Linked DNA regions of Homo sapiens: all the other regions are linked to region 2. The links are chromatin contacts, found by Hi-C or POLR2A ChIA-PET in ENCODE. All regions are on one chromosome and are shown on one strand. The core of a region is the stretch at or near the end of the contact, and the rest is flanking DNA. Distances in the headings are between cores, read along the strand shown. Region 1 overlaps ATXN1 (ataxin 1). Region 2 overlaps ATXN1 (ataxin 1). Region 3 overlaps ATXN1 (ataxin 1).

Region 1 (3,409 bases), core at 271-2,770, 120 kb after region 2:
ATCCCCATAATATCACCGTGGCCTGTTAGATTGATTTGTGAGTAAGATTCCTTGCAAATAGCAAGATGATCGGAAGCCTCTATCTTTTCCGGGGGAGGTGCATATTTAAACAGACAGCCTAAGCTATTTATAGATTGTAATGTATTGTGTTACAGGGAAAAGGTGGAAGTCAACAGTAATGTTCTGTTCCCCATTTCCTATAGTTTCAAGCATATTTTCTTGCTAGTCCTAGAGACTTTAAACATTTAGAATCTCCAGTGATATCTATATTCTTTTGATGTACTTTGTGTAGAAACTCAAGCACGAGCAGGCTTCAGAGTCAGCTAACCAAAGAATCTTGGGGCTTTTGATCACTTTCCATTAGCACAAACAGTGATCTCTGCCCTGTTGTATATTGTTTGAAAGGACATTTGCTGTTTAATGAAGATAAACATGTTGCTGGGTTTTTAATATGTCTTCTCAACTCAGGAGCTGAAAAATGCATACATGAGATTAGTTCTGTTGGCGTAGAAGGGATTCTGCGTGCCCCAAACATTTTCCTAGCCGTTGGCTGAACTTTTGAAATGTGCTTTGCACTGCAAGAACAGATACTGAACAGATATTTTACTTAGAAAGCCTTCTGTTTCAATGGTGATTCCCAGGGGCCACTCAACCACATCTTACTAAATAATATTTGGTCAAAAGAGAAACGTGAGTGCAAGAAGGACACATGATCACAGCCACTAACAAATTCCTAGAAAGTGCTGCTTGTTGTCATTTCTGGTTAGGAGGTGATGGTGATGGCAGGTAGAGGGTCTAAGCCATTCTCCTGTCTCTCTTTTAAAGTACATTCTTCTGTTGCTGTAGCTCCTGGCATTGGCTGTCACCCTCACTTGCAGGAGGGAGGGAATGACTGTTTGTTGCTGTTGGTGTCTGAAAATCTGTGGGCAGAACTTTTAGAAAAAGCAGACCACAGAGCCTGCTATATATTTTGTTCAGCCCATTCTATTTCTCTTCACTTTTTAACCGATTGCGACAAAAAAAGGGGCCTGCCTTCTAAACTTGTCTTTATCTTTAAAAGAGAATACCTTTTATAAATGCTTAGAACTTGGAGATGCTGTTGTTTTTATTTAGTATTTGAAAAGCTAAGTATGCTGACACTGTCCTGGGAGTGCAGGCCCCTCATTGAGAGAGAACAGTAAACACAGCAATGACTTTGCTTTTAATTTGAAATGCGTTACTCTTCTTAGAGCTGAGGGGTGATTTGAGATGTTCCTGTTTTCACATTCAGCTATTTCCTGGTTCTGTGATCATAATAAATTCCATAGCTCCAAAACATTAGAGCAAATTGTGTCTTCTGTAGGAGTTATTTACGGATACTCAAACAAATGGTGCTTTCTGAGGAAGAAGAACTGTGTATGAAAACTATGTGGTAAAGCCTTTCATATCTGCCGTGGTGGCAGAACTTCTGAGGAGCTGGCTTTGAGGGTAATGATATCTTTATCACCCTGACGCTGAATGGAGGCGGGGAGGCCTTTGTGTGTTCTGTTGCCAACTAACACCTGGCTGCCTCAGGGCATCCTGCCTGGTAATTGAACCCATGAGTATGTACAAAGATTAGAGGGACCGTTTGAGGAGAAAGATGGGGGCTGGAGAGGCAAGGTTAGTCTTGCCATTATAAGCTTAGGTGCAGAAGGAAGCCAAGCTACCTGGAAGGCCACCTCGTGGCAAAGACACCCACTAAGGCAGGGCGGTGGCCTGGGACTGACCATCAATCACTTCCCGCTCATTCTCCTCAGAACTGAGGACTGTTGTCTTCAGTCTTCCCCAGCCTCGCTTATCTTCCTCCTGCTTCCTGAAGGAAATATCCTTTTGCAATGGGTGGACTATCAACTTGAATTTTTAGCAAGCAGGCTGGAGAAGTTTTTGGAAGTTTTGGAGACATGGCTGGTCTTGAATTCCTGGGCTCAAGCAATCCTCTCACTTTGGCTTCCCAAAGTGCTAGGATTACAGGTATGAGAAGTTTTTGGAGGTTTCGGACTTGTTGCTAGGTTGATTCTGAGGGAGAAAAGACCTCTGTTATTCAGAAGGTTGTGGACTTCTGAAGAATGGAAATCGGGCACCCTGAAGGAAACATATGTCAATCCTAGTCCTGGAGCTAGCATGGCTCAAGTTTATTCCCTTAAATGTCTATTGTGTTAAAACATAAAAAGAGTTTAGATATACTTCCACATCTTTGCAGTTGTTAGCTCTCTGGACATTTATAAAGGGAAAGGAAGAGTGAAGCAGAGCCCCATTAATTCCCATGCATGGTGTCTGCTGTTTGAATCCTGGAAATCAGGATGATTTTATTCACATGTTAATGCCCTCTAGTGGCTAGTGAGGTGCCCTCTAAGCAGGACTTTCCCCAGCTTCCACCCCTTCCTCTCCCTAACTAAATTAAGCACCCACTTTACAGTAGTTGAGTATGTGTCATATCAAGTCTGTATTTTCTTACTAAGATTCATCTACCACGTGGGAAAAAAAAAATCAAAAGCTTTGTTACAGTTCAAAGAACGTAGTGCTGTTGCTACATCAAGTGAGGATAAATCTTCCATCTGTAGCAATCTGTATTATAAGTCTACTGGATGTGACAGAAAACTCTTTAAAACTTTGATGCACATATTTTCACAGCCAACCGATTTCATTAAAGTGGGAGAAGTGTACTATTGGCAAGCAGTTTTTCTGCTGACTTCCCACCCTTAAATAGACAAGCTTTATAAAAAGACAAAATCTTCCCAGATCTATTTGGTTGGCCAAGGTGACATTTGTCTTCCTCCCTCAGAAGGTTGGTAAAATTAACCTTCTGCTTTCTGTATACCTTTACTGTATTTTTATTTCTATTTATTTATTTATTTATGAGACAGGGCCTCACTCTGTCACCCAGGCTGGAGTGCAGTGGTGCACTCACAGCTCATTGCAGCCTCAACCTCCTGGGGTTCAAGCAGTCCTCCCACCTTAGCCTCCCAAGTAGCTTGGGACTACAGGTGTGTGCCACCATGCCCAGCTAATTTTTGTATTTTTGGTAGAGATGGGGTTTCACTGTGCTCCTCTGGTTGGTCTTGAACTCCTGGACTCAAGTGATTCTCCCACCTCTGCCTCCCACAGTGCTAGGTATAAGCCACTGTGCCTGGCCCTAGTTTTATATAGGTAAAGCATTAGTCACTCACAATGATCTTTGAATGAGTTATGTAAGTTATGTTTGGTTTCTCCTACTTTGTTTTCCTAGTCAGTTCAACCAGTCAAGTATGAGATGAGTGGCTGCTGTGAGCTTGATCAAGTGGGTCGGAATCCCCTGGGAATATTGTTAAAATGCAGGTTCTGATCCTGTCGGTCTGAGATAGGGCCTGAGATGCTGCTGGTCCCAGGAAGACACTTTGAGGAACAAGTT
Region 2 (3,491 bases), core at 955-3,454:
ATTGAAGGGAATTATAATGAAATATGTTGATCTTGGTCATTTATAGGTGTTCCCACCACTGTGATGTGTGCATGCATTGTGGGCCAGGAGGTTTTATCTGGAAGCTAGTGACACTTCAGCGTCAAGGCGTCTCGCTCCTGCAGGCCCTTTGTAAGACCCTGTACCTAATTTTATGTTGATAATTTTGTGCAGTTTTTTTTTTTTTTTTTTTTTTTGAGGCAGCGTCTAGCTCTGTCATCCAGGCTGGATTGCAGTGTTGTGATCTTGGCTCACTGCAGCCTCAACCTCCCAGGCTCAAGTGATCCTCCCACCTGAGCCTTCTGAGTAGCTGTGAGCAGATACATATGCCACCATGCTCAGCTAATTTTTGTATTTTTTTGTAGAGATGGGGGTCTCACTATGTTGCCCAGTTTTGTCTTGAACTCCTGGGCTCAAGCGATCCTCCACTTCAGCCTCCCAAAGTTCTGGGATTACAGGCGTGAGTGACCATGGCTGGCCTTTGAGATCTTTTCTTAAAGACCCTAACACCCCATACACACTCCTCTACCCCTTGACTAGTTTTATAAACTGCAGACCTCACAGACTGGATCCACCCCTGATTATGAATATGTTTAAACTGTGCATATGTATGCATTAATTAAAACATATTTATTTCTCTTTCATACTAGTATGTGAAATTCCAAAAAATCTGCTAGCCCACAAATTAGGAAAATTAAAGGGCTATGCCTACCTCTGCCAGCTGTTTCCAAGGAAATTTATATCTTGGACATTTGGCAGATAATAATATCATGTTTGACTGATAGTGATCATGTCCTAAATTTCCCAAACTGATGAGTCACAATCGTGATTCACATATTTCTGGGAATCGCCCCCCAACAACTTGCGATTTGCCTGGCGTAGCTGTAGTATATCAGAGTTTTTTAGGTGTTTAGCAGAACTGAACTATATAGCTTCTTGTCCCATGCCAATTCAAGAAAATTAATTTAATAGCTATTTTATGAAACATTTTTTCCTAACTCGACATGGATATTTTAAGGTGATTTTCCCTGCTAAGAATTCACTTGTTATAGGTGACTCTAATTGGAGAAACAGCTGTTGACTTCTAGTGTGCTCAATTAGTTTCTTTCTTCCTTTTTCTTTTTTTATTTTATTTTATTTATTTTTTATTATACTTTAAGTTCTAGGGTACATGTGCACAATGTGCAGGTTTGTTACATATGTATACATGTATCATGTTGGTGTGCTGCACCCATTAACTCATCATTTACATTAGGTATATCTCCTAAAGCTTTCCCTCCCCCCTCCCCCCACTCCATGACAGGCCCCGGTGTGCGATGTTCCCCTTCCTGTGACCAAGTGTTCTCATTGTTCAATTCCCACCTATGAGTGAGAACATGCGGTGTTTGGTTTTTTGTCCTTGCGATAATTTGCTGAGAATGATGGTTTCCAGCTTCATCCATGTCCCAACAAAGGACATGAACTCATCCTTTTTTATGGCTACATAGTATTCCATGGTGTATATGTGCCACATTTTCTTAATCCAGTCTATCATTGATGGACATTTGGGTTGGTTCCAAGTCTTTGCTATTGTGAATAGTGCCGCAATAAACATACGTGCGCATGTGCCTTTATAGCAGCATGATTTATAATCCTTTGGGTATATCCCCAGTAATGGGATGGCTGGGTCAAATGGTATTTCTAGTTCTAGATCCTTGAGGAATCGCCACACTGTCTTCCACAATGGTTGAACTAGTTTGCAGGCCCACCAACAGTGTAAAAGTGTTCCTATTTCTCCACTTTCTTCCTTTTTCAAAGAGTTCCTTTATTATTCCCAGGCCGTCGTTAGGTGTAAAAGCTAATTTAGTTTAGATTATTTTTTAAAGTGCACCTGGCATTCAAGCTATGACATTTCCTGTTGAAACAGCACTGCTATGACCTGGGAAGAAAAGATCCCAAGAAAATATAACTGAGGAATCAAATATTTGTCTGTATAAAAGGTTTCATATTAATTCATGATACCATTTATTAGTCACTTACCTTTTATGTTAGTAGCCATAAGGAGGTGTGATGGCATAGACTATTCAGGGCGAATGACAGTTGTCATGGGCAGAAGGTGCCCATGCATCAGGCAGAGCAGGGTGACCACAAAGTGGGGAGTGGCCAAATATACTTTGTCCTACTCAAGACATGAGGGCCTGTCCCAGTGGCTTGCTTGAGAACAAAGCTCATCCTGATGACTCAGCAGCCACAGTGAAGGGCTGCCTGGGGGCTGGGGGAGAAACAAGTAGGCAGATGAGGTCCAGTTGGAAACTAAATTGCTTTGGGAGGAGGAGAGTGGTCACACAATGTAGGTTTCAGTTCCGGCTGCACTGCTAATTTTGTAACCTTGGGAAAGTTACCAACCTCTCTGGAATCTCAGTTTCCTCCCCTATGAAGAAGAAAGCAGTAGCCCAGATCATCCTTGGAGGTTCCTTCCCTTCAGCTGTGACATTTTGCATTTGAAAGAGTAAGAGAAGTCACAGGACCATGGGAAAGGAAAACAGAAATGATGTAAGGGAGGCAGGTCATGGGGAGGGTGGTCAGGAACACAGGTTGGAAGTGCCCGTGGTGTCAATTCAGGTGTTCGGTGATCTCCACGGGCGAGTGACTTTTATTGGGAGAACTGTGCACTGCCTGAGGTTAGGGTTGTGCTCTGGGGAAACCGGAACCTTGAAAACACCTTGTAGGGAGCCGCGTTTCCCTTGCACGGACTGTGCTGCCTGTGCTTCCCCAGCACAGTGGGCGTCGTCGCTTTGTGTTTGTGCTGGCTGCTGTGCGGGGTTGCCTGCCTCCCCAGCCCACACCTGCTCAGCCTTCCTCCACTCATGTTTTCAGGATGCTTTTGGATGCTTCTGGCTACAGTGGATTTTCCTTCTCCTTCTGAAGCCCTTTTGAAATTATTTCTCTGCAGATTCAGACATATTTATTTATCTGGTCAATGTCCTGCCTAAAGAATCAGATAACGACTGTGTTTTTGCCTGAACTCACACATATGAATGAGCTTTTGTAAGCGGCAGCAGCAGTGTAGGTTTAGTTGGAGCTGTCTGAGCCCTTGTCAGGTTGCTACTTAGTTGTTTAGTTAGCTCTCGTTGAACTTCTGTCACATCCTCAGTTTCTGGGCAGTGTGTAAGAAGAGCTCCTTCTCTCTAGACCAGTGGTCCCTAACCTTTTTGGCACCAGGGACTGGTTTCATGGAAGACAGTTTTTCCACAGACTAGGGTGGAGCGGGGGATGGTTTTGGGATGATTCAAATGCATTTATATTCATTGTGCACTTTATTTATATTATTATGTTGTAATATATAATGAAATAATTATGCAACTCACCATAATGTAGAATCAGTGAGATCCTTGAGCTTGTTTTCCTGCAACAAAACGGTCCCATCTAGGGGTGATGGGAGACAGTGACAGATCATCAGGCATTAGATTCTCATAAAGAGGGTGCAACCTACA
Region 3 (3,346 bases), core at 120-2,619, 95 kb after region 2:
TTTTGAGAGAGAGAGAGAGACACCACATTCACATAACTTTTAGTACAGTATAATGTTATGATTGTTCTATTTTATTATTAGTTTTTGTTGTTAATCTCTTACTGTGACTTATTTATAAATTAAACTCTATCATGGGTGTATATGTATAGGAAAAAACATAGTAGATATACATAAAGGTACTATTCATGGTTTTAGGCGTCCACTGGGGTCTTGGAACAGATCCTCCATGGATGGGAGGACAACTGTCTTTTGAATGTGTCAGACACAATTGTGGCATTTCTTAGTGTCTTTTTCCTACTCGTTAGTTGTATTTGGCTGCTGCAAACACCTTGGGCTCCCAAGTAGTTGGGAATGTGGAAAGCTACATACTTTCCCTCTAGAGAGAGCCCCAGTGTGAAAAACTAAGATAGCCGTGTGTTTGCTGATCCTTGGGACGAGCCAGGGAAGGGCTCCGGGAGCACTGTGTGAATTAAGGCTGTCAAGACCAAAGTAACATAGGAGGGAGAAGATGAAAATGCAGCAGCACGTCTCTTAATGTGATCGTTTCTCTTTCCCCTTACTGAAGCATAGTGCTCTCTGCTATTTGAAGAGCGCAATTTAGATTTATATTAAGGAATGAATAAATAGGATGCGGTGATGAAATCTCATCTGGAGTGAATGCAGATTGTGGATGCTAATGACCGTGTGGCTGTGCAGAGAACCCATTGGAAGCCTGGGCGCTTCTCCCTCCTCTGTTCACCCACTAGGCACTCAAGAGCAACTCAGGCAGTGGGGAAAAGGTTATCTTTTTTTAATGTCTCTCAGTGTTGCATCTTGCCTTATAGCGCCTTAAAGCACTTGACAAGCCTTCAAGTAATTCTTGGTGGTGGCGTTTTCCCCCAGAAGGCCTTAAGAGATGGTTTTAATAGATACACCTATCAATTTATTCCCAACTTGAGCATTTTGCTGTCTTGCATCATTTGACATCACCAGAAAGTCCTTTGGTTACTTCTGTAGTTCACATTGTACTTTCTGTCCTTTGAGTTTTGGGTGCTCAGGGGCAAGATGTCAGAAATCCTGAGTTTTAGTTGTGCCACTGCGTAGCTTTGACCAAGTCACTTTACGTTAGCAGGATACAATTTCCGTGTTCATTAAATGAGGAGACTGGACTGAAAGCTCTTAGAGGCCTCCTCTAGCTCAGACGTTCTGTAACACTCAGGGCTTTCTGCCTCCTCTGATTTGGCGGTGTCAGGATACAGGTCCAAGTGCGGCACTGTGCCTTGCAAAATTGCTCTCTCTCCCTGGCCAGCTTTTCCACCACTGTGGAATGAAGTCTGCCGCCTGGAAGAATCCCAGATTTCTCAAAGGCGTCCAGTTCTAGGGAGCAGCGTGCAAAGCCCTTGAGCACACTTTGACTTCTTCTGCCCTGGCTGGTGATGAAAAACCAGGTCACCAGAGGTTGCCCTGTTTCCAGTGATCAGCCCTCGGGACTGAAAAAGGAACAAATACAGAAGAGCTCCAAAGAAAGAAACAGAAAGAGACGCTCAAGCTGGGAAGCTAAGAACAGGTCCCTCTGCTGGGGTGGAAGGAGAAAGAATCTTAATCCTCTGCCTTCCCCCATGGGTCAGAGTCGTAAATGGGTGAGACTTGAAGGTGTGGTTGGTCACCCTCTCTCAAAGTTTCAGGGCTGGGTCAGGTGTCCTAGTAGTGTTGCGTGGTGCAGTAGTGAGTCCCCAGCCTGCATTCTGCAAAGCCCCAGAGGCTCCCCATAAACTTTGAGGCTGTGGGCTGCCCTCAGCCTCTATTGACCGGGGCAGCGGGGCAGCTTCTCCTTCAGCTCTGTGATATTCTGAGGCTATGTAAAATAGTTTTCTTAGAAAGGTCCTGTGGTTAAAAAAAATTTTTTTTAAACCACTGGTTTAGTTACGATGAGCTCATATTCAAAGCAATATGACCTTAGACAAGTCATTTGATTTTCCCAAACCTCATTTTCCTTATTTCAAAACAAGTTTAGTCATATATTCTCAGCCTGTCTCCCACAGCAATTTAAGGATTAATTAGAGTCAGTTATTCATACCTTCACTCTATGAACACGGTATTGAACACCTTTCAGTAGAAGGCTCTGTTGGGAGAGGAACTCATAAGTAAATACATGAGACAGCCATTCCAAGCAGAGGGAAAAAGCATGTGCAAATATTTTGTAAACTGTAAAACACAACACAAACCTAACATTATGTAATATTGCTGTTCTTAACCAGGCAGTTTAATATAGTGACTCTAGAGCCTAACTCCTTGGCTTTGAATCCCAACTGCAGCCATTTATCAGTGTGACTTCAGGCACTTTACCTACCCTCTTGTGCCTCAGTACTCCAATCTGTACAATGGGAATAATAATAGAACTCATCTCACTGGGCTGTTGGGAGAGCTGAATCAGTTCCGGGCGCAGTGGCTCATGCCTGTAATCCCAGCACTCTGGGAGGCTGAGGTGGGTGGATCACCTGAGGTCAGGAGTTCGAGACCATCCTGGCCAACATGGTGAAACCCGTCTCTACTAAAAATATAAAAAATTAGCCAGGCGTGGTGGCACGCGCCTGTAGTCCCAGCTACTTGGGAGGCTGAGGCAGGGGAATCACTTGAACCCAGGAGGCGGAGGTTGCATTGAGCCGAGATCATGCTACTGCACTCCAGCCTGGTGACAGAACAAGATTCCGTCTCCAAAAATAATTATAATAATAATTAAGAGACTGACACAGAGTAAGCACTCTATAATGTTTATTATTGGTGATTTCACCAATGCACTGTGAAATTCTGTTTCTTGATTCTCAGCATTGCAGTCCCCTGTCATTGCACTTCCAGTTTTCTCTTCCCCAGAAGATGCATCCCGTGTTCGAGCGGAAAGGCAAGGGAAACATCATGTCAAGAAAAGAGTTCCGAACAGTACTCTGTTTCTGTGGCATGGATCCTCTTTCCTCTCCTTTTCTCCTTTTTTTGAGGTTGGATTGGCACTCCTCTCAGACTTAAACAAAGGCTTTGCTTTGCAGAGAGGATCTTTCTGCCTTCGGTGTGTCATCTGCCTCTAAGGGTGTAATTTGTTTCTGATGCATGCAGGGTGCCCCCTTGAGAAGGCTTTGTTGATGTTGTGCAGAGGTGTCCTGTATTGATCGGTGATAGAACTGTTCTATAGTGGGTGAATGAGGTAATTGTCATCAGGTTACTCTAGTCGGTGACCTTGAGGCTGATCCGATGACTAAGCCACAGAGGTGGATCCCTGGTTATAGAATGTCCTTGTTTAAAGGTAAATCGGTGTGAGAGTGACTAATAGTTTTAAAGAAATGATGGCAAGCAAATGGCATGCCCTTTGGTGAGA

The links. Hi-C counts contacts between places; a loop is a spot of excess contacts on that map. ChIA-PET counts read pairs that join two places held with the same protein, here RNA polymerase II (POLR2A). Pooled maps may share reads with other maps.
Region 1: a loop to region 2 is called in a map of GM12878, with 2.0 times the contacts of the local background. The contact joins two enhancer-like sites. A Hi-C loop is called at or near these places in 3 of 168 maps with a recorded cell type or tissue (GM12878, endothelial cell of hepatic sinusoid and gastrocnemius medialis), 2 of 37 single-sample maps with no recorded cell type and 4 of 50 pooled maps. POLR2A ChIA-PET finds 5 or more read pairs at or near these places in 3 of 52 experiments (GM12878, PC-3 and activated T-cell).
Region 3: a loop to region 2 is called in a map of HepG2, with 2.2 times the contacts of the local background. The contact joins two enhancer-like sites. A Hi-C loop is called at or near these places in 1 of 168 maps with a recorded cell type or tissue (HepG2) and 4 of 50 pooled maps. POLR2A ChIA-PET finds 5 or more read pairs at or near these places in 3 of 52 experiments (A673, GM12878 and activated CD8-positive, alpha-beta memory T cell).

Annotation. Positions count from the first base shown.
Region 1 is chr6:16,510,207-16,513,615 of GRCh38, reverse strand. All of the region lies in intron 5 of ATXN1 (ataxin 1), which reads left to right. Among named protein-coding and RNA genes, the nearest start is that of ATXN1-AS1, 250 kb to the left of the region's middle. Within about 2 kb of position 1,520, at least 7 of the 41 ENCODE cell types and tissues checked have a DNase peak (open chromatin) inside an H3K27ac peak, as active enhancers do; they include GM12878, where a contact is called at or near this core.
Region 2 is chr6:16,635,170-16,638,660 of GRCh38, reverse strand. The region is part of intron 3 of ATXN1 (ataxin 1); the gene reads left to right. Among named protein-coding and RNA genes, the nearest start is that of ATXN1-AS1, 120 kb to the left of the region's middle. RefSeq lists an enhancer at 2,284-2,453. Within about 2 kb of position 2,204, at least 6 of the 41 ENCODE cell types and tissues checked have a DNase peak (open chromatin) inside an H3K27ac peak, as active enhancers do; they include GM12878, where a contact is called at or near this core.
Region 3 is chr6:16,539,579-16,542,924 of GRCh38, reverse strand. The region is part of intron 4 of ATXN1 (ataxin 1); the gene reads left to right. Among named protein-coding and RNA genes, the nearest start is that of ATXN1-AS1, 220 kb to the left of the region's middle. Within about 2 kb of position 1,369, at least 8 of the 41 ENCODE cell types and tissues checked have a DNase peak (open chromatin) inside an H3K27ac peak, as active enhancers do.